Regions from separate parts of the Mus musculus genome. Here regions 1 and 2 are each linked to region 3. The links are chromatin loops, found by intact Hi-C in ENCODE. Cell type or tissue: left cerebral cortex. All regions are shown on one strand. Each heading gives the region's core, and the rest is flanking DNA. Links, peaks and the distances in the headings are about the cores only. Region 1 holds the start of Dusp6 (dual specificity phosphatase 6). Region 2 overlaps Gm34983 (a long non-coding RNA gene). Region 3 has its middle 51 kb from the start of Gm34921.

Region 1 (7,691 bases), core at 3,448-5,947, 60 kb after region 3:
ACAAAAGATTTCACCCAGCAGAGTGAACATTCAAACATAAAAACCACATGCAAGTCCATGAGAAAGCCAACATACCATTACAATGTCCTGAGAATCAAAGAGAGAAAGGGACCCAGGATAGCTCATGCTAGGATCATTCTGGTCAGAACTAGACATCCTGGAAAAAATTATTCTACTTCCTTCCTGGCATGCCCAAGGATTATGGAGTGGAGGACTCTGGAAGACAGAGGTTAACATGTGGCTGCCATTATCCTGGGACAGCCTTCTGGGGGCCATGCCATTTGTGAATATCCAAACTTTATATTTCAACAATGTTTATACTGTGGGCTTCACTTCTCCGGGAAGGGTTTAAATAAAAAAAAATCTTAATGAAGCCTGAAGGCTTATCTGTATTGCAAGAAGTGGTCAGTCTACCCTATGAGGTCTTAACTTGAAACAAAATTTCAGACCTCATCTGAAAGACATGAGTAGTATAACCTTGCTACCCCTACCAGCTCTGCCAATCACCCCTTAAGTGTGTAACTTCATAGACTGAGACACTTAAAAATAAAAACACGCTCAATAGCCAAAATAGTTATTTATTAATAATTTAAGGTTTTACATTCTTATAATAAATTCCAGCTCAAAACTTTACACCACGAACATCATGGAGCAAGTTAATTCTCCCTTCCTCTCAACCTGTTGCATCCACCAAATGGGCGCTCATACTCGCACACATACACACACTTCCAGTTTCGTATTTTTTTTTAAAAGGAAAGAAACCAACCCAAAGTATTGCATTTGAGGTGACACTCCCTGAAGAATTTTGTACAGAGGTAATATGCTGTTTAGCACAGCTGAAGTTATTTAAAAAAAAAAAAAAAAGTGAACCCACAATTTTGGTGTCTTTCCAAAATACCCCTTGAGACACTGTAAGCCAAATATTTACAAAGGTAAGGCAGAGTCAAAACTACATTAAGAGGAAAAAAAAAGTTACAAGGAAGATATATGAAAGAGACTGAAGACCTCATCATAACAAAGTCTTAGTGATAATAATATCCACGAAAATGCCGTCAGAATTGGTACATCAAGGTCAAGCATGCTGCAAATATACCCTTTGGATTAAAAAGAACATTTTTTTCCTTATACTTTTGTTCTAAGAAGTGGCATACTGCTCTTTCTCTCTTTGGATCTCTTTTAAGCCCAAAGATAAAAAACAAATACAAGCCAAACAAACACTGTCAAGTGATTGAAGATCAAATATTTACAATAATCAGATAAAAGTATCAGGTTTTAATTTTTTTTGTCTTCTAAACCGATACCGCAAATACAGAGCTAAAAATCTCTTTGGCTCCACTATACCCAAAGTTGAATCAGTCTTCACTGAAGACAATATATATAGTTAGTTCCAGATGCAACAGGAAACAGCCATACAAGGCCTTAAAGAACAGATGCTCCTGTCCCTATTCCTATGCTACCCTCTATCTGGATGGATGTCCAGTCCCTGCTTGGGTAGGCTGGGGTACAGAAGCAAACCTATTGCTGGATCTAGAGACAGCATGTCCTGTCCTTCCAAAAAAACAATGAATGGAGCAAATCTCTCCCTCCGTAATAACCAATTTTGCACTTGGCAACCTTGTCTAACACAGACAGCTGGTGACACTTTTGACACCCGGGGCCACACACAGAAAGAAAGCAGCCTGGTCGATGCTGCTCAAGAGGAACTGAAGGAATGGGGACAACTCCCGGCTAGGAGAGGTGGGTGCCTTTCACGTAGACTGCAGGGAGTCCACCTGGTAGACGTTCTGGTTGGAGGGCGTGGTGAAGTACAGCTGCGGAGTGGGGACACGGTTGTCACAAGGGCTGCTCAGTCCCAGGGTCCTTTCGAAGTCAAGCAGCTGGCCCATGAAGTTGAAGTTGGGGGAGATGTTGGACTTCTTCATCTTAACAATGTCGTAAGCATCGTTCATGGACAGGTTGAGCTTCTGCATGAGGTACGCCACTGTCACGGTGACAGAGCGGCTGATACCTGCCAAGCAATGCACCAGGACACCACAGTTTTTGCCTCGGGCTTCATCTGCGGGAACACACACAAAAAAAGGCAAGAGTTCACTAGACTGGAAAAAAAAAAAGGAACCAAGCCTTTGCAAAATGCTTAGCCTGAAGTCTGAATTCAGAAGGAATAGTAAACAACAATTATATGTGGCAACTAAGCCCCCGAAGGCACCAGAAAATGTATAACGGGAGATAAACATGCACACTGAACACAATCACATATTTCAGATTATTTCCTGTAAAGGGAGCTTTTGTAGTAAGTTTCTAACAACAAAAAAACTCCTTAATGTGTGTACATTCCTTGCCTCAACTTGTGAATACCAGAAACCCTGCAATCCGGTCCTGAATGCCTCTCATACAGACCAAGCAGACTGCAAGGGTCTATTAAATTATTCTCCCAACTGTTGTGCAGCTAACAATGGGGGTATTCAGGCATTTTAAAAGAGAGAGGGAAGTCACAGGGGACAGCCCATTAGAAGGAACAGGATGTCTACATGGCCTGAAAATGAGTTCCTTTGTAATAGGAAATGCACTACAATGCCTGGAGCTTCGCTTCTCTTAGGCTCTCAGCCCACAGTCCTTCCTGCGGGGGATCAGGTTACCCAGAGGCTCACAGTAACCAGTACCCTGCAGTATCACTCAGCTAGGTAACAGCTAGTATTCAAACTGCTTTCCAACAACTAACTTGGGTGTCCTAAAATAACTCCTAGATATATTTTTTTAATTATAATGCAATACTAGAATTCTTGTCTGCAAGTGAGTGCTTTTAACTCACTCTCCTCTCACATCCTGTCGTCTAGAGATAAGGAAAACATGGCTGATTGGAACAGCCTCCTTTTAAAAGTATGAATTAAATGGCTCAAATAGTCCCCCGATCTGCTACGTCAACGGGCCCTGTTTTCCCTTTAAGCAAGAAGGTAAACAAGAATTAACACTCTTAAAGACAGTAGAAGACCTGCAGTCCAGCAAAACAGCCTGCAGGAAAACAGATTAAGATCTTCAACTCTATGAATGACTGTAAATTAGTCTCACCTATGAAAGAAATGGCCTCAGGGAAAAACTGGGACAGGTTTTGGCTCCAGTGATCCGAGATAGGAATTTGCTTGTATTTGAACTCGCCCGCATTCTCAAACAGATTGGGCAAATTGGGGGTGACATTCAAGATGTACTTGATGCCAAACTCTTCCAACACGTCCAAGTTGGTCGAGTCCTTGGCACAGCCCAGGTAAAGGAAGGGCAAAATCTCCACCGGGAAGGAAGGCTGGCTGTTGGACAGCGGGCTGCCATCAGAGTCCGTTGCACTATTGGGGTCTCGGTCAAGGTCAGACTCAATGTCCGAGGAAGAGTCCGAGCTGATCCGCAGGCCCCCGAGCCCCAGCACTGGCAAAGGCGGGGAACTGCTGCTGCACGAGCCGTCTAGATTGGTCTCGCAGTGCAGGGCGAACTCGGCCTGGAACTTACTGAAGCCACCTGCCAGAAACAAGAAAAGCAATCTTGTAACCGGAGAAGCTGTAGTAATTTACAGCTAGTGAGAAGCACAAAGAACACTATGGACAGGCACCCTAGGAACCCCCGGCAGTGGTAGAAGCACGCTTCAATGCGCACCTTTAGGAACACTACCCGCTGCTTACCCTGGGAACACTTATTCTCCTGAATCTGGAAATGCACAAGATTACTTTTCTTAATATTTCGAGGAGCTGCGAGGTGCCAAGCTGCACCCTGAACTACGTTTCCAGCTCTTGTGAACCTTAATCCTACACCTACCCAAAGAAAGGTGCCTGATTAACCCTTGAAGGAGAAGCTACCACGGTGGCCCAGCTAGCTCCCCTAAGCGCAATGCAAGCGGCGATCGCTACCTCGCTAACATTTTCCCCAGCCTGCAGTCCCAGCCCGGAGCCCTGCACCCGGGGCGCACAACATACCTTCCAGGTAGAACGCCCGGCAGCCCTCGTCTTTGAGTTTCTTGAGCAGCAGCCCGAGGACCGACTCTCCACCAGTGTTCTCATTCCAGTCGCTGCTATTCTCGTCGTACAGCACCACGGTGTCGGTGCCGCAGCGCCTGGTAAAGCGGTCCCGGTCCTCGCAGCGCGTGAAGAGCGCACGCACGGGCAGGTTGCCCTTCTGCAGACGCCGCAGCATGATGCCGGGGATGGCCACATTAATGGCAGATTCGATGTGTGACGACTCGTACAGCTCCTGTGGTCGGCAGTCCATCAGCAGAAGCCGTTCGTTGCCCAGCTCCAGCTGCTCGTTGAGCCACGACACCGTCTTGCAGATCGCCATTTCCGACGCGAAGGGCACGGGTCTGAGCGTATCTATCATGGGGGTCGAGCTGCAGGAGAAGGCGGGGTGCCTAGCAGACGCCCCTCGAGGCAGGCATAGGCCGAGCACGCTGCGCGAAGCTCCCGCTCTCGGAGCGGGGTTTGATTCCGCCTCGCCTTTCCCAAGCCGAGGCTAGCGGTTAGGGAAAGCGACACAGAAGTCAAGTCGGTGGTCCCTCTGCACCAGATCACTCTCCGAGTCAATGAATCTCTCTCTCTGAATGAAGGTGCCCAGTTTTGTTCCTACCCAGTGAATGAAATCCAATTAATTCGGACTCCGTGCCACTGAGAGGAGAAAAAGGGAAAAGAAAAAAAGTCTAGCGGCTCTTAATCCTTCCCTCTGAGGCTGCACCTCGGATCCAACCCGGTGTTTCTCGCCGGATTATTCAAGACTGGGTTTGCTCACAGTCCCTAGGACTCCGCGAGAGCACACCCCCTGTGCGAGGCAGCTCCTCAATGGATACAAACAGCCAGCGTCTCAATGGATACATTCTCTCGGTCAGCCAATGAGCGCGCTGCGGAAGGGGCTGTTGCCGTGGGGACGGGCCGGCTGGAACAGGTTGTGTTGATGAATTGTTAATGAGTTTGTCATTCACAAAAACGGAAAGGAATTTCCGCTCCGGATAAGCCCCAGTGCAAACAAGCTGCAACTGCGGGCTCGGCGGGAGGAAGGAGAAAGAAGAGGAGGCGGCGGTGGAGGAGGAGCAGGGCACATAAACCAGGGCACTAAAGTTGTCTCGTGTTTCCTTCTGTTTAGAGTTCACACTTCGCGTCTAACTCTTGCGCACCAGTAGTGCAATTAGCAAGCACAAAAGCCCTTATTCGCGACGCTTACAATCTTAAGTTAGCCTTAATAAAACTTGAGGGGTTTTCCCCCTTTTTAATTCTCTTTAACGCTAGATCCAAGCCCGCCATAGCGCCGCCCCTGCTCCCCCACCCCCAACCCGGTCCTCCTTTAGATCGTGTGTGGCATTTGTTTGGCTCTTTTAAAAGTCTAGTTCTGTTTGTTCTAATGTCCTTTTAGGCGAGGCTGTGTTGGGACTGGTGGACTGCCTGGGCTTTAGCGACCCAACGAAGTGTTAAATGCTAATCCAACATCTCTAGAAACAAACTAGTGTTTTGTTGAAACATTTTAAAGCAACTAAGCAAACAAGCGTTTGGTTGTCCAGAAAACCAGAAGCGCCCCAACCCCGGGCTTTCTCAACTTTCTTGGCGGCAGCGGAGGGGGGGGGGCGGGTGGTGTAAGCACCCAAAACCTTGTCAGCTATCCCTGCACTTTTCTTCTGCTCCGGTGAAGTGGGGGCATTCTGAGCCATTGTTCCGGAGATCTTGCTCCCCACCACCATCACCGGTCACCCATCGAGCCTGGGGAGTCGAGCTCCTTTAACGATCTGGAGCCAAGAGCAGAGTTTGGTTTCTAAGAGGAACCGGTCTGGCAAGGCAGCCTAGGTTAGGTGCCTGGGACGACAGGCCTCACCAACGTTTCCTGCACCCCGGAGACCTGCAAGCCTGCGGGAACTCAAGCGTAAACAGTGGCGGTTGTGGACAGAGGCCGGTCCCCTATCCTTTCTAGGCTGCAGCGGTCCCCGGGCCCCGCAAGGAGCACGCTAGCAGCTCCAAACGCGCTTGCGCGCTGCGCTTTGGCCGCAGCATTGCTGCTCTGGGGGATGGGGGGGGGGGGGCAGGACACGCGACGACCCCGTGATCGCTTGTAAGGCCGTCGCGGAACCGTCGCCTAGTGAGAGACCTGGAGCGGAAAAGGAGCCAGAGGTGTCCCTGTCTGGACCCCATGGTTCCAGAGTTAGGGTTGGGAAGTCTCATGGGCACCACCCGCAGGCAACTCAGGACGGAGGCGGCACCGGAGCCGGATGGAGGCGTGGCCGGCGGGGGCCGCGACGGCGACAAGAGCGCATCCCCGGCGCGCTCGGTTCTATTGTTATATAAAAGTGCAGAGGCCGCCCCTCCCGGACGGAAAACCACCTGTGTGCGGCGACGGCGGGCCCTGCGGAAGGCGCGCGTCCCGATCCGGTCAGCCCCTCGGGTCCCAGGGAAAGGAGCTGGGCTTTGTCCGGCCGCGACCGGGAGGCGGAAGCGCCGGCTGCGGCCCTTCCCGAATCCGGGGCGCGGAGGGCGTCTAAGGTCACGGGATCTCCCCAGCCCAGCGCCTCGCAGCCGGGTCCTACCTACTGTCGCCCGCAAAGCAATTTGCATTTTTAATCACCCGCCTCTTCCGGGGTTTGGGAAATGTGGGCTAAAACAGGGCGACTTGGAGGTCCAAGTAGCCAATTTTGGAGCCCTCCCGCAGGCAGGCGCCCCAGAAGGAGCGTTTTGATGAAAATGGGGGTTGCCTCCAACCTCTCTCCGCGCCTTTTTTGGGCAGCACTGGGAACAAAACGCCCATATTTCATTGGCTAGCTTCCAACTCCCGCTGGGGTAGGCCTGTGCTGCAGCTGACGCCCCCAGATCCTTCCCCATCTGTTACAGGTTTTCCCACCCTGAGACATTTCAGTCTGTGGGACCAATGGTTAGGAGGAGGGAAGTGGGGTGCTCCGCGGAAACGTGAAGGACAAGCCTCAACCTCCAAACAGAAGAGGGAAGCAGGTTGGGTTTTTCTTTACCAAAATTTGAAGTGAAGCACCAGACAGTTGGGAGGTTGATAATAATATCTTTGCACACTGGTGGAGAGCTCTAAGCATTTGTACCTATGTTTCTGAGTCTGAATTTTTTCCCACTTCCTTCAGGAAATTTGACCTTTCGATCTAACTATATCCAGTTACAGTTTTTTCTCCTTGTCATCTTTCTTGTATTTTACAGGGTCTTTGTAATATTAAGTGGGCACCATGTGTGGGAATGTCATGCCCGTTAGCTGATATGCTTATATGTTTTTGAGCTAACCTGCAAAATGGCTTGAGCACTTTGGGAGGTTTTTTGGCCAAGGTCGGATTTTTTTGTTTGTTTGTTTGCTTTTTTTGTTTGGTTGGTTTTTTGTTGTTGTTTTGTTTTGTTTTTTAATTTCCTGCCCCAAACACTCCCTTTTAAGTCTGCTTGATAGCCTGCCAGGTTCCTCACTTGCAGCTAACCCCTCAAAGGTCTGCTCAGAACAGTTTAATTCACTCTAGTTTAATAATGGGGCAAAGCAGGAGAGAGATGTCCTACTCCAGCTCAAATGACACCTTACCCAGGTTACCTTGGTGGACTGGGATGTCTTAACTTCTTGAGGTTGCCTTTTAAAAAGTTGGTTTACAGGGGCTGGAGAGATGTTTCAGCGGCTAAGGGCACTGATTGTTCTTCCAGAGGACCCGGGTTCAAATCTCAGCCCCCATATGGCAGCTCACA
Region 2 (7,691 bases), core at 2,858-5,357, 160 kb before region 3:
CAAAGAATGGTTGGTGTCACAATGGTTTGTAAAGCATCACAGCTCAAATGTCCAGAGCACTAAAAAGTACTCAAATCCCAGGATCCCACTGATCAAGAGGATCATATGCTCCCATGTCCAGCTGGTTTTTGTTTGTTTAACATTGGTTTTGAGTATCAAAAAAACAAGGCAAGCACTTTACCAACTAAGTCAGTGCTTCTCAACCTGCCTAAAGTTGTGATCCTTTTAAGACAGTTCCTCATATGGTGGTGACCCCTAACCATAAAAATTATCTTTGTTGCTACTTTATAACCATAATTTTGTTAGTTATTTGGTATAATATAAATATCTGATATGCAGGATATCTGATATGTGACCCCTGTGAAAGAGTCATTTGACCCCAGAGGGGTTGTGTGCACAGGTTGAGAACTGGTGAACTAAACTATCTCCCCACTCTACAACCTGAGTTATAAATATACCTGGAAGAAGGAAGGCCTCACAGACAGCTTAGTTAGGTCTCAAAGTTACTTACTGCAAATCCATCTCTCCACAACTTCCCTGAAACCTAACTGCAATTCAACAATATAATCAAGAAATTTTTCCTGGTAGCATGTGCAAGAAAAAAGGAATCTTAGAGAAAGTGGAAGGAAGACAGGAGGGGAGGAAAGAGGGGGGGAGGAGAGAGGAGAGGAGGGGAGAGGAGAAGAGGGAAGGGGAAAGGAGAAGATGGGAGGGGGGAGAGTCAGATTATTCAAGGATGTTGAAAACAGAAGTAATAGGTTCAGCAAGAGGGTGTGGACAAGGCTAGCTAGCCTTTCAAACATAAAATCCTATGGTTCCTTCTCCTGTGTCTTTTATCCAGTCCAGAGAAACAAATCTTCAGGTGTAGGGGGTGGAGTCTGGCCTCTAAGGAAAAGAACTCTCCTTAGAAGAGACATAAGAAGCGTCTTCAGAGGTCACGATGCCACCTCACTCCATCTCCTTCCTCTAACAGAAAGGGGTCCACCTCTCCATGGTAAAGAGCCGTAAGTCTGGTGAGACCTCAGAAGGGGAACAGAGAGGAGACTGCCAGGGAGATAGACCATTTGAACCATAGTGCCTTTTACATCTTAAAGGACTGGACAGGTCCACAGTACTCAGTGCCCCTGTTCACATCCTCAGGGAATCAGCGTGGCGAAGGGTCCATGTTCATTCATTTGACAAAGACACCACTTTTCCGGTAAATATTAAAGAATGTCAGAGAGAGAGAGAGAGAGAGAGAGAGAGAGAGAGAGAGAGAGAGAGAGAGAGAGAGAGAACTACTCACAAATGATTAAAATGCATGGTGGGAGAGAGAGAGAAATTAGATGCATCTGTGGTCAAGGAGCCCACCTCGTTCATTGGTCAGTAAGATTGTGGAAAGCCAGGAAGCTGAACTCACCTGTGGGAGAGATAAGAGTCATTGTTTGTCTCCCATTGTTACCTGTTTTGATCCTAGGCTGCCTCTCCTATCATTTTCTCCCATGGTACAGTCTCCCCTTGTCAACCCAGAGACTGAAAAAAAATTTATTCATTGGATGTGAGAGCAGTAGACTCCCCTCCCTTTGTCTTCCTCAGGAAATTAGTAGCTCATGTTCCATTAACTGGAGTGTTTTACCTTATCTCCTTCCTCTACATGAAGTGGGAATTTCAATGCCATAATTTAGAATTATTCTGCCCAATTCATCCTAAATGGATTCTGGTCTCCTTGCGGCTCTTATCTCTAGACCTCACTAAGGATAGCATTCGGACTCACCTACAGGCACACAATTGTCCTCTCTTCAATGTGGAGGCGTTTAGAAATATAATGAAACGTGACAAGCTTTTGAATACGGCTCCAGAAATGGCCTCTTTCGTGGCCATACAGATTGCTTGCCGTTTTAGCATCCATCCACTCTCTACGTTATTTTACGATCTGTTTTACAGACAAACCTGGGGAGATACACGTATCCTAAACTGACAACTCCTGTTCTTTGTTCCAAGACTGTTTTTACAGAGAATGATTATTTCTTCTGATATTTATTTGCAATGCAGTTTCCAGAAATACCCCAGCATCATCAGCCGGAAGCTTCATGTGAGGAGAGACTAGTGAGGGTGTATCCAAGCCATGCAGGTTAATGCTGTGGGTTGTTACTGTGCGCACCTCACATAAGAGAGGTTTTATAGGGACATTCTTCTAGGATATTTTAGTTCCTTTGGTTAAATTTTTCAAGAATGGTGTTGGTTTTGATTGGTTGGAACCTGCACTATTTATACCAATAGTTGAGAAGTTGACTATCTAGATCAGTTTCTTATTTCAAAAATAACTCCAGTTCCAAAGAAGTCAAATGGTTTTTCTAAGAATCATATAGAGGGTAGCGAACCAAGATTAGCTGAAGCCATCTGTATTCTATACACTTTTCATTAACTTGGATGATCATCCAATTATGTGTAACATGAGCTAGTCCTAACAAAACTCTCCTGCTTCCTAATGAGGGATAAGCAGAAGGTATCTCTATAAATCAATAGACTCATTCTGTTATTATACAGAGTGCAATAGCGCTTTAAGAATTCATTGGATGCTATCATTTTGTATAAACACCAGTGTCTCTTCTCTGATCAGAGCATGATCAACACCAAGCCTTGAATGGTTTACTCAGGAGTGATATAAAGAAAACAAAATTTACCAGGCTTCATGGATTCTATCTTCAATTCTCGCAAATAATCCCATGGCTATGCATTTCATTTGGTTTTCAGAAGTAAAATTAGGCTGGTATAAAAGACTGACATTCTAGATATGAGTTGGACTAGATAACAGCTGGCGTGCCATTTGGAACCAAGACCCTGTCATTCTCTCCTCAGATCAATCAATCATCAATCAGTAAATAAATTGAACAGACCTCAGCAACTTTCCAGGAGCTTCACTTTTAGCAAGAGATGAACATGGTAGGGTCCACCCACAAAACAACTGTGACATAAAAATAGTGCCTCCCAACTTCCCAGCCTCCAATGAGCCAAGCTTCTACATAATCCTCCGAAAGACTGGAGACATCCAACATGTAGAGAGTCACCCTTGGCTTCGATCACAACAGATGCTGGTACTTCCTATACCTGTGAGCCAGAAGGGCTGTGCTTGACCTCTAGATATTATCCAGAACCAGGAGTGGGCCTTCCTCTTACTTCCTTTTCATGGCCCAGGGAAGAGATGCTATAACCACCTGGACACAGGACTCAGATGGGAAAATGGTTAAATAGGACTGAGTGAACACCCCATGCTCATTTTGATTGTTTTTGTCCAGCACCTTAGCGAGAAAGAGTCTCTCACTTTCTCTGAGCATAAGTGTTGAGCCCATGTTTTAACATTTTCATGTTTCCCACAGTGGCACAGCTACCAGTGAGAGAGCACTGCTTGGAAGAAACTGGAGGAACCCACACAGGATGCTCCTGCCTCAGATTCTATTCAGCATCTCTTAGCCTGCACTGGTCTGGGGCTATTTGAAAAATGCATAGATTTAAGTAAGCTGAGATGCCTCATTCTTTCAATTCATCAGATTTGCCGACTACTAAAGCCATGTCTTTTAAACTCAATATATGCTATAAAATAACTAATAGTACAGTGAATTCTCAGAATTAATCATGCATAGAATCAAACATTCTCAAAATTCCACTAAATTGCCCCATACCTTAGAAATATATTGCTTTAAGTTAAAGCACTGAGGTCATCATTAGTACCAAAGGAATCAGTATTGGTTGTAATTTTTACCAGATTATCTTTATAATATTCAAGTTGAAAATCTTAATGAATTCTCAGATCTCAAGAATGCAAAGTTAGGCTCCAACAGCATCCTAGTGAATTGTATTTCCCCAACTTTTCAGATTAATATGTCAATATCCTTATATGAATATGTAAAGCCAAGAACTGATATTTTACAAGCTTTCAGTTTAGAAACTAAAGAATAAACCACGATTTGGTCAAGATAGTCATAGCAGATATCCACAGCAGACTGACCATTCAACAATCAATGTAATCTCCTTCTACAATGCTGTCCTTTAGAATACAGGCTGCAGAGCTAACTCACATTCCTTCCAGGGGATTCTGCATGGGCTCTGGGTACTTACAAGTCCTCTAAAAATCTGAAGGCTCCTCAAGACCTTATATTCATGTATGCTATACTTATATTCTCTAACTTGGAATCCATGTTGCACATAAGCATTCTGACTACTAGTGAGATATGGTAGTCCTGCTTCTTTAAATATTGGAGACATGCAAAACCTCATGGCATATCATTTTATGGCTGTCTTATTTTCATTGGCATTCCTAGCGTTATTTTGTTGAAAGAAGAAGAAGGCAGGCTGGGCCTGAGGAGCCACGAATACTAATCAGACATGCTAAGTTGCTCCTCTCTTGTTCCAGGCTGACTCACAAGCCATCTGTGCAGATATGTAGTCATTCTCACATTGATATCCATGTGGCAGCCAGTGACGGATGACTGTACAGGACAACCGAGTTTTTAGATGGGTGAATATCTGCTAACTTACTACATTTCACTGGCTAAAGCATTGAGAACAAAGAAACAAGAGCCATTAGACAGCCTGTTCATCAAGGTGTTGTCAAGCCAGTTTCACGTAGACTTAGAGTTCCAAAATACCCCCCAACAAACAGTGACTTCTGGAAACGTCTTAGAAATAAAGAATACAGGTGTGCATGTATGTGTATTTTGGGTGGGAGATGCCTGTGGGGTATATCCAGAAGTCACCATCAAATATTCTCCAGGAACTGTCCACCTTGCCCTTTGAGACAGGGTCTCTTACAGGAGTCTGAAGGTAGGCTATGAAGCTAGAATAGCCAATGAGGAAGCCCAGAGAGATCGGCCTGTCTCCACTGTCACAGTGCTGAGAAGACAAGCATCTACCACCATGCCTAACTTTTTACGTGGATTATGGGGATTAAATTCAGATACCCATGCTTGGACAGCAAGCAGTTCACCCCAGCTCTGGAGATACAGAATCTTATACACACATCATGGAGAGCCACCAGGTAAGAAATTTAAAGGATAAGGCCAAAGAACCTGCACTTTAGCCAGGCCTCCAACTGACTCTGATGCGTGTTTACGTTTGAGGACCACTCAGGTCAAGTGGCCCTAGTTAAGGCAGTTGAATGGAGTTTCAAAACCATCACAGCAGGTTTGGAAAAAGAGAAGAGATTGTTGAAGAACGGGGTCTTTGATTTTTAAAAATAGCCTGATTTAGAAATAGAAAAGCTATAAATGGAACCCAGTTCACACACACACAATGAAAAGCGGCTTCAGCAAAAAAAGCATTATGTTGTCCCTAATCACTGGCCTTGAACCTTGACATTCTAACTTAGCACCAAGCAACTTTTTAAACAAGTTGATTAACTTTTCTGTACATTGGTTTTATCACTTAAAAGTGAATAAATGGCATAAAGTTTATTCAAACACACCTAGATTGTTTTCTACTCATTCTGAAAAAAATATACACCATGGTATGTGATTTGTATCATATTGATTCTGCCTTCCCTTGCCAGTACAAGCATGAGACTGACGTTTCCCAGCAACCCTTTTCCGTATGTGGGAGCTGCGCCTAGAGGAAATTTTTCAATAGATATTGTAGCTCTGCACTCCAACGACTTACAACAGGAGTTCAACATAAGTTTAGCAAAATCCACTGACTATGAGAAAGATCCAGAGTAACACATATTAGCAATTATCAATGTTATGGAAATATGTACAAGTTACTTTCATGTCTACAGAGTTATTAATGATTTTGCTCATGCATGTGGCTTAGTTATGTTTCTATTGCTGTGAAGAGACACCATGACCAAGGCAACTATAAAAGAGAGCATTTAGTTGGATGTGCTTGTAGTTTCAGAGGGTGAGTTCATGTTCATCATGGCAGGGAGTATGACAGCAAGAAGACGGGCATGGCCCTGGAGCAGTGGCTGAAAGGTTGAAATACAACCACAAGGGGCTGAAGAGATGGCTCAGTAGTTAAGAGCACAGATTGCTCTTCTGAAGGTCGTGAGTTCAAATCCCAGCAACCACATGATGGCTTACAACCATCCGTAATGAGATCTGATGCCCTCTTCTGGGATGTCTGGAGACAGCTACAGTGTACTTACATATAATAAATAAATAAATCTTTAAAAATAAAAAGGGAAAGAAAGAAATATACCCACAAGGCACAGAGAGAGAAACAACTGAGAATGGTGTGGACTTTTGAAACCTCAAAGCCCACCCCTAATGACACATCTCCTCCAACAAGGCCACACCTCCTAATCCTTCCCAAACAATCCCACCAATGTGGACCAAGCAGTTATGTGTAAGTCTATGGGACCATTCTCACTCAAACCAGCACAAATGGTAAGGACTAGATTTGAATTTTGCAGGATTCTGTAGACATAATGGTCAATTCAGAGTTGTCATCAGTTTATGATATTTAAGAAAGAACATTCAGGACTAGAAGGGTGGCTTGGTGGTCAAGAGCACTTGTTGACTTTACAGAGGATGTGAGTTTAGTTCCTAACATGGTAGTTCATAGCCCTCTGTAACTCTAGTTCCAAGGGATCTTAATCCTTCTTCTGACATTCAAAGGCACCACCACGTATGCACATGGCACATAAACATACATGCAGACAAACACACACACAAAATAAAATGAATAAATCTAAACAAAAATTTTTAAAAATAAATCAAGACTCACTTGTATTCCCCAAAAAAAAAAAAAAAAAAAAATGAAGCAGGTAGTTATTGTAGTTGGAAGAATACAGCAAATTATGTTCCCTCATGACATGGAAAGATGGCAGTACTGGGTACGTTGGCAGGAGATTGTGTCCCATCAGTGAGTTGGGGGGTGGGGAGGAAATAGTCATGTATATAAATGGAGTTTGTAAACACGGTGAAGGAGGAGTCAGCTAAGCTATCAAGCATCAGGGACTGAGTGTTCATTGAGCCAAATGTTTACTCAGAAATGGAAATGTAATTCAACATCAAGCACTATGTAATGAATTACTAAAGAAGGCTAGCTAGAAGCACAAAGGTGTTCCTGAAGATTGAGCCGTTATGCCTTATCGCATCCACAGCCTTGGCAGGCAGTAGGCACTTAGCAAATACTGGGGGCAGAATAAATGAATATAGGCTGGGAGTGAGAATATTGTTATTGTTGTTATATAAAGTTGTTATATAATCATAAAAAAATTCAGTATTTTAACTGCGTGTTTCTTGAAAGAGTGGGGGACGTTATGTTCATGAGCCTGTATCATAACATCTTTCAAGTTTTGTAATGCCAGTGGCTTGCACATGAAAATTTCATGCATTTTTATAGTAATGAATCTTATGAAATTAAAATAAATCCAGTGCTTTGAACTGACAAGGAAGTGTGGCACATTCAAATGCATCAACTTGATATTTTCTCTAGAGGACGTCATCTCCATTTGAAAAACACTGGTTATGGGCCTGGGGAGATGGGTAGCTCACTGGTTAAAGTGCCAAGCATCTATAAGCCCAGTGCTGAGGGGAGGTAGAGATAGCCACATCCCTAGAGCTTCCTGACGAGTTAGCCCTGCATTTAGGGGAGACCCTATCTCAAAACTTCAGGTGGAGAATGATTTAAAAAATATAGCTGACTTCAGTTCCCAACCCCCACATTTTTATGCACACAAGCACACACACGTGAACATATATAAATATGTCAAA
Region 3 (7,691 bases), core at 1,822-4,321:
TAGCCAACTATCCATAGCCAGTCTCCATGGACCTGAAAGGAGAACCTCCTACAGCTACTTTCCTAAGCCAGAATCATGCCTTACTTCATTCTAGATACTCAACTGTGTACCCACGTGTAAGCGTAGTTCTCACATCCTATCAAAGAAGCTTCTTTTTATAGCAGAGAGAGGCCATTCCAGAAACCCACAAGTCAAAACGGAGAGAACTACTGACCATGTACACACTGATACATCTTCCATATAAGCCCTATACCTAAGCCTCAAGGAACTGCAGAGAAACTGCGGTGGAAGAACTGTAAGAGCCAGAGGACCAGTGCGTCTGCTGGGAGATAATGTCTTCTACATATGACCATGAAGTCTCACAATGTGGTCGCCTAAACAAGACCCGCACAATGACAACATCGGTTGACACGCCAACACGGATGGGAATATCACAATGTCCCACCCCTACATGAGAGACTAGGGCAAATAGTAAGTGCAAAGAAAGGGAGAATCAGTGTTCTCCTGGGACAAGCTCCCTCTTAGGTTACCCAATCCCTAACTAAACACTAAATGTCATCAGATTATAGCTATACATGTTTATATGTGGGAAACAATAATTAAGGAAGACGTTAGAGATCTGGGGGGGGGGGTGTGGAGACATGGGAAGAGTTGCAGGAGATCAGGAGAGGTGCTAAGTGATGCTAACACAATACTCATGGATGAAATTCTTTTTAAAAAATTAATTAAGAAGGAGAATGTGGATCTATGACATTCTTTTAATTTTAGCATGTCTCTTAGTATAAAGATATCAAACTAGAGAGAGAACTGTAGACCTTAGAATCAGTGGAACGTTAGGTAATGAGTCTACACTCTTCCATAGGAGAGGAATGCCATACAGGAGGATAAAACCATGCCTGCAGGATAGTCTCTATCCCGCTGGATGTTTTGATTAAATCCATAAATAACTAAATGGCCTGCTAGACATGTTGTATTTTGTAATCAAGCTGTGTCTTATGTGAAAAAGTGTGGTTCTCAGTGACATAGCCACACTGTTTTGAACTCAGAAAAGTGGCCGACATTATTTTTTTTTTTAAATTGTGTTTTCTAAAAGATGTGTGCTTCAACTCTGCCAGCACACAGTTTCCTCTTATATTTCTCAGTGTTTGCTTGTTGTATAATTAAATTTACCCCATAACTTTATACAAGTTGGTTGCGGAGGCGGGGGGCGGAGCTACAGCGGGCATGCGGTTCAATTCCTATAAGCTTGCTCTGCCTCATCTGCACAAAGAAAAGATTATGGGCTGAAATTCTTCACTTACCCTTCCAGCTGTTAAATTCTGAGTGCTTGTAGTGATGACTCTTCTGTAGAGTTTATGTGTGTCATCTATTCCACGTTGTCTGTGTCCTACTAGAAAAGAAGGAACTACATCTGGGGCTACAGCTCAGGACAGAACATTTGATTTGCATGCACATTGCCCTAGGTTCAATCCCTACTTCCACCAGGAAAGGGAGGAGGCAGAGTATGAAATTTCTCTTGAATCCACCTTTTACATATTACATGCATCTTTGTAATGACTTGGGTATGTTTTACCAGGAGAGTAACTGCCAAATAATAGCATAGCCTCCACAGAACTCTCCACAGAGACCAAAGGGGAGTAGAAATTCCTTCAGCACCTAATGCTGCAACCTCTGGAAAGTAAATATACTTTTGATGCAAACCTCAGCTCTTGCTGATGCTCTCTCATTAATGCTTTTTAGCTTTAGCTACTGTGTAGGTATAAATTGCAGTTAACAGGGCACTAAGTCAGTCACGCAGTAGCAGCAGGAATTGCATGCTTTGGCATTCTCTGGCAACGATGCATTGATTGCTCCTTATTTATTTATTTGTTTGTTTGTTTATTATTTTGGTTTTTTGTTTGTTAGTTTGTTTTGGGTTTTTTTTTGTTTTTTTTTTTATTCTTTTGTTTCTTCAAGACTGGGTCTCACTATCTATTTCTGCTTGTTCTAGAACTGACTATATAGACGAGGTTGGCCTTGAACTCAGAGATCCTGCCCTGCCCCTGTTTCCCAAGTTTTGGGATAAGAGGCATGTGCCAACACCACTTGACTTTCCTCTTATTCTCATCCTATAAACTATGACCTTAGCTGACTAATGCTGTAACAGAAGCTTTGGCTGACACCATGAGAACAGCATTAGAAAGTCTCTGTATAGAGTCCAGGTTACCAGACTGTTGTACTAAGGATAACTCAGGCATAGGGCCATGTTTAAAGTTCTGCAGGATGCTTCACTTAAAGGAAAGTGACAGGTATGGTGGCGACACAAGTGTCCCTCTACTGCTTTCCTCCTAGGTGTGAGACAGCACTTTGCCCTGTTAAACCAAAGCAAATAATGTTCCCGTCGGTTCCAGATTTACGGCTCAATCCAGAAGGTCGCTGCTAACTGAGAAGTCTCCAGAATTGGATCAAATTTTCAATTCAAATGAGGAGAGCAACTACGCATCTCATGCCTCATAGATGTCCAAATTTAACTTGAAGCCTGCTCCCTCCTTCCAGATGGCTCATGTAGTGGGAGTAGCGGACAGAATTAGCAAGCAAACCCAGAGACACACAGCTCCCTGCGTCCAATGCAGCCTCCCTCACAGCCAACTTTTATTGAAGCTACTGTTAGCCAGCAGAATGGCACAGGTGAGCATTGCTTTAAGTATGAGGAAGCCTTAAACCCTTCCCCTCATAAGGTTATTAGACTAGATTTTTGCCCCCCTCAAAAACAAAAGCATGAGGTATGCGGATAGAAGAAAACTGAAGACACTGCTCAGAAAATATCTAGTCGCTCTTTCCTCTCCACCATTACTCTGAGTCAGGGATGAGAGGTGACCCCATGGTCCAGAATTTCACAGCAACTCTGAGTCTCTAATTTGGATCCCTGTCACCATAGTTCAGTCAGGACATTGGTGTCATTTCTTATGAGAGCATGAACTCAAGTCTTTGGGCCTTTACGGATGGCAAACCACTTGTCTTCCCCCTCAGCATCTCTAGGAGGAAAATATGTTAAATCAGATCAAAAGGTATAAAAGGAAAGAAAGAACTCAGAGGCTAAGACCTTGACTTCTTCCTCTTCAAATCTCCAAACACTTTTAAATAAAAAAGTAAAAAATAAAAAAATAATTACAAAAACTTTTTCAGTCTTCCCACTCTCTCCCACTATGATTCCTGAGCCAGAACCAGAAGTTTGCTGTGAGATTTTTTTTTTCCCTCCTAGAAACGTCAGAGCAGCAACACCCATGAACTCTCATCAGCATCATCGCTCCTACACAAGTCCTAAAGAAGGATGATTCCAATAGACAGACTAGCATGAATCTCATGGGGTCTCAACCTTAGACAGAGAACGACAGGCAACTAATGAACCCTGGCACTGGGAGAAACAGTCTTTCCCCAGGGAAGAGCACTCAAGTTTGCCTGTCCAATACCAAGTAGCCAGCTCTGAAACCATATAGATAGAGAGAATCTCTTGTGTACTGTGTGGAAGCATCACCTGTCAATAAAAAGCTGATGGCCAGTATGCTGAGGTAGAATTAGAAGGTGAGACATCTGCTAGAAAGACTGGAACTCTGGGAGATAAAGGCAGGGGATTTGCCCTAGACTTGGAGGAAGTCTGACGCATAAACCTGAGATGTAACTAGCCTTGTGGCAGACATAAAATAGTGTCAATGGTCTATATAAGTTACAAGCTAGTTGTGGGAAGGGGGGCAAAGCTTATGGCCTAGGCATTTATTCATGAATAAATAAGCCTCCGAGTTGTTATTTGGGAAGGAGTGCACAGGGGAAAGGTCCCAGGTTACACATATACATGCAAGAAACATTACACAGACGAAGCAACTTGTAGTTATGTGTTCAACAATGTGTGTGTGTGTGTGTGTGTGTGTGTGTGTGTGTGTGTGTGTGTGTAACAACAGTTTAAAAATGCAACTCATAAATTTGAGAAAGTATGGGGAGGGAGGAACATGGGAAGGGTGGGAGGGAGCGAAGGGAAGGGGGAGGTGATGTAATAATACCAAAGACTTAACTTCAAAGACTAGTATATATAAATATACATATTTAGCTTTTTGAGAGATGGCTTGGTGCTTCTCTTGCAGAGTAGAGGGGTTCACATTGAGTAGGCTCATAACTGCCTGTCATCCCCGTTCCAGAGCCTCTACCACCCTCTTCCGGCCTCAGCAGGCATCTGCTCGTGCGTTGGTGCACACACAGATAGGCAGGCAAACACATATACATAAACAAGCCAGTATCTAAAGCATTTTAGATACTTTTTCATGAGTATTTTGGTAGATGTGTCCTAGAGATGAAGCAATCAATGCAGGAAGTGAAGATGCATAAAAGTGTAGGCAGCAAGATGTTTTAACGAATGGGGTAGTACCAGTTTTTACACCTCTTCAGAGAATGGTCTTTTTTCCTATATCTCACCTCATGTTTTCATCTTGTTACATTTACCCAAACATGGTATCCTTATAAACCAACAAATCAGGGTATCAAAGCATTGGAAACTGTCCTCCAAAGGAGTACAACTTGTTACATCAGAGATGAACAGAATGCAGTCAGATCCCCTCCCCAGCTCCGGCAGCTTTTGCCCTCTCTCTTTCTTTTGCTTCATCCATGGCTGGCTCCAAACTCAAGTTTCTCCTGTTTCAGCCTCCACAGTGCTGAACTTACAGGCGTGCACCCCAGGATCCAGGTTCTCTTTCTTTCCATCTTATCCATTTCTTTGGGCTCAAAGCACTGTGCAGTATGAATAATGTACGTAATACAAAGGTGTGTGTTGAAACTGACTTGGCCCGGGGTGAGAAAGGGCATCACACATTCGCAGGTGTGTGTTGCAGTTAGAGAATCTACACACATCTGGTTGTTTGCAAGTCAGTGCTACTGCTTAGAAAATTCGTCTCGCTGAAAGAGTAAGGCTGAACAAACTCATACTCTATGACCCGGAATGCTGCATATAGACATACATTCAGAAGAAGGCCAGTTGGAGAGTGTTCGTAGCGGTATAATTCATAATAGACAAAACTTGGAAACAGTCCAAATATCCACCAGCAGTGCAACGGATAAAGTACTCATATAATGAAATGCTTTTGAAATTTTGAAATAAAGGAAATTACTACTGCCCATAACGTGAATGACTCTTATAACTGTAATGTTGAACAAAGGAAGCAATCACCAAAAAAGGAGGATTATAAAGAGAGAAGCTTCAAACAGTGAATATGTGCTTAAAAAAAGGAAAAGATTAGTCAATGGACACTTACAGAAATTAATATCTAGACCAAACATGAATGAAGGCTCTAGGGTATTGATAGTGGAGTATACAGGGGTGTTATGTTTTTTGTTGTTGTTGTTTTGTTTTGTTTTTGTGTTTCAAGATGGAATTTCTCTAGCCCTGGCTGTACTGGAACTTGTTCTATAGACCAGGCTGGCCTTGAACTCACAAATCTGCCTGCTTCTGCCTCCCAAATGCTGGGCACCTGGCTATGAAGTGTATTCTTAAACTGGAGGCTGATTATCCCTAACTGTGGAACTGTGTACAAGTTCCACAATTCACAGAATTTAAAATAAGTACGTAGTGACATCCACATGAGACTAAGGAAACCCCAAAGGCCTACAAACTGCCTCTGAAGGGTAAAGAATCAGGAGAGTCACAGAAGGATTGGGGAGGGGGAGGAGGTGCTGGTGTGAAGCCCAGAGTCCAATGGTCTAAAACCCAGACTCTCCAAGGACCAGAGCAGAAGAAAATGAACTATACATGTTGGGAGTAGTAAACTTGCCCCTCTTCTACTTTTTGGTCTATTTAGGACCCTAGTAGATTGGACAGTATCTACCTACATTGATGAAGAATATTTGTTTCAGTCAGCCCAATGATTCAAATTATAGTTTCTCCCCGAAACACCCTTAGAGATATACCCCATAATACTGTTTTAACAATTATTTGGGTCTCCGTTAGTCCATTCAAGTTGTCACATAAACGAACCATCATAGTATGTAAATGACATGATTTTATAAAACCACCTTAATAAACTTTGCTTCTCCTGAAAAATACTCCCAAATTCCCATAGATTGTACTCCTTAGAATGTAACTTATCAGGGGGATCAAACTAGCATTCAGTATAGTACAAATTGTTCCATAATATCAATATTCACAACGCAAACTTTCTAGCCGTGTTTGATGCTTTAAAAGCAAACATTGCCTGTGAGAGTTGGGCGTGATAGCTCAGTCTGTCAACTTCTTGCTACACAGGTGTGAGGACCTGAGTTCAGTCCAGCAAAACTCACTGTTAAATGTGGCTATTTAACCTTATACATCTCAGCACTGGGAAGGTGGATCCCTGGGGCCTCACTAGCCAGCCAGGATAGTCTAATCTGGTAGTTCCAAGTCAATAGAAGACCTTCTTTCTGAAAAGGAAATAGATATTGCCTGAGGAAAGACACTTGAGGTTGACATTTGCCTACACACACACACACACACACACACACACACACACACACACACACACACTAAATAAATAGATAGAAAGAAAGAGAGAGAGAGGAAGGAAGGAAGGAAGGAAGGAAGGAAGGAAGGAAGGAAGGAAGGAAGGAAGGAAGGACGAACAGAATTTGAACGATTATAAGTGGCAATAAACTAAAAGTTTTAAGTAGACATCTTGGATTTCCAGCCACAGGCAAGGTAAGAAAACAAGTCTTTGTTTGTAAAGCCCTAACACTCTATTAACACAGCAGATTCCAATATAAAAGTATTCACAAGTAACTGTACTTTCATTGTTTCAGAACTTTCAGGGTGATTCCATTCAAGCAAATATTTATTAAAACCCAACATCCTAATGTTCTCAAGTTATAATCGATTAGGATCTTATACTGAGATTAACAACGACCAAGGCAAGCTTCCTATAATCCAACATATTAGGCAAACATCCATAGGTTCTAGGGCTAGACCTTCGTGACCCCTGGAATACTGGATTTGCTGCAGCCTGTAATTGTGCTATTACAACCATGGTTATTTTTTTTTTCCTGTCAATCAGAGAGGGGAAAAAAAGGAAGGGAATCTTAGAGATGGTTTTTCCTTCTGTTTCCATGGGCACAGGTTTATAATTTTATACGAAAGTCAAAAATCTGTCGTTCTCATTAAGTCTGTTCTTGGAGATACTTCGCCAACAGCTCAGACTAATGCCATAAAATAATTAGGAATCAATGAAGACACACAGAATGAAGGGAAGGGGAGGAGCCCCTTCCTGAGGATGAGGACAAAGTAGCTATGGAGCACATCTGTGTCTGGAGCTAACCAGTGGCTGGAGATGGGGTGAATGGAAAGCCGCAAAGCACTTGCTGACCTAAAGGGTTTTGGAGCGTTGGTTCGCTTCTCACTGTGCAGTGTGGATATAGTCTCCTTCTAAAATCAGACACAATATAACTGATGTTCCTTTAAAGATAGTTTTGTCAGAGCTGACACTGTACATGGCTCCTGCTATCTAGCACATAAAAATACCTTGACTTTACTAGCATGATGCTAGTTCCACATACCTTACCTTCAAAGCATTTACCGGCCCATGAATATTCATAATCATCTTGGACATCATTGACTTTTATCTACCGTACTGTTTCGCTGGTCCTGGGTAAACCATGTCATCCTGTTTATTAAGATTTATTAAGACCATGCTGCGTGTGAAGGG

The links. Peaks named below come from ENCODE experiments on the same cell type or tissue, not always from the same donor. Only the 100,000 strongest peaks of a DNase experiment are listed, where the experiment ranks them.
Region 1: a loop joins it to region 3, with 4 times the contacts of the local background. A loop is called at or near these places in 8 of 42 quality-filtered maps.
Region 2: it touches region 3 in a loop (8-fold over the local background); 3 of 42 quality-filtered maps call a loop at or near these places.

Annotation. Positions count from the first base shown.
Region 1 is chr10:99,260,357-99,268,047 of GRCm38, reverse strand. It overlaps Dusp6 (dual specificity phosphatase 6), which reads right to left and starts at 4,817. Exons shown (of 3, transcript NM_026268.3): 1 at 3,957-4,817; 2 at 3,067-3,504; 3 at 559-2,056. The coding sequence starts at 4,356. The coding sequence ends at 1,749. It overlaps Gm34921 (a long non-coding RNA gene), which reads left to right. Exons shown (of 2, transcript XR_380738.4): 2 at 1-1,184. In left cerebral cortex, for the core only: a CTCF peak has its summit at 4,986; DNase peaks (open chromatin) are centred at 4,045, 4,896 and 5,818; H3K4me3 peaks cover 2,500 bases; H3K27ac peaks cover 2,355 bases.
Region 2 is chr10:99,477,460-99,485,150 of GRCm38, reverse strand. All of the region lies in intron 1 of Gm34983 (a long non-coding RNA gene), which reads right to left. Among named protein-coding and RNA genes, the nearest start is that of Gm35035, 21 kb to the right of the region's middle. In left cerebral cortex, for the core only: no CTCF peak of the experiment used is centred there; DNase peaks (open chromatin) are centred at 2,969, 3,349 and 4,403; H3K27ac peaks cover 1,256 bases.
Region 3 is chr10:99,318,323-99,326,013 of GRCm38, reverse strand. No RefSeq gene overlaps it. Among named protein-coding and RNA genes, the nearest start is that of Gm34921, 51 kb to the right of the region's middle. In left cerebral cortex, for the core only: no CTCF peak of the experiment used is centred there; DNase peaks (open chromatin) are centred at 2,509 and 3,245; H3K27ac peaks cover 1,856 bases.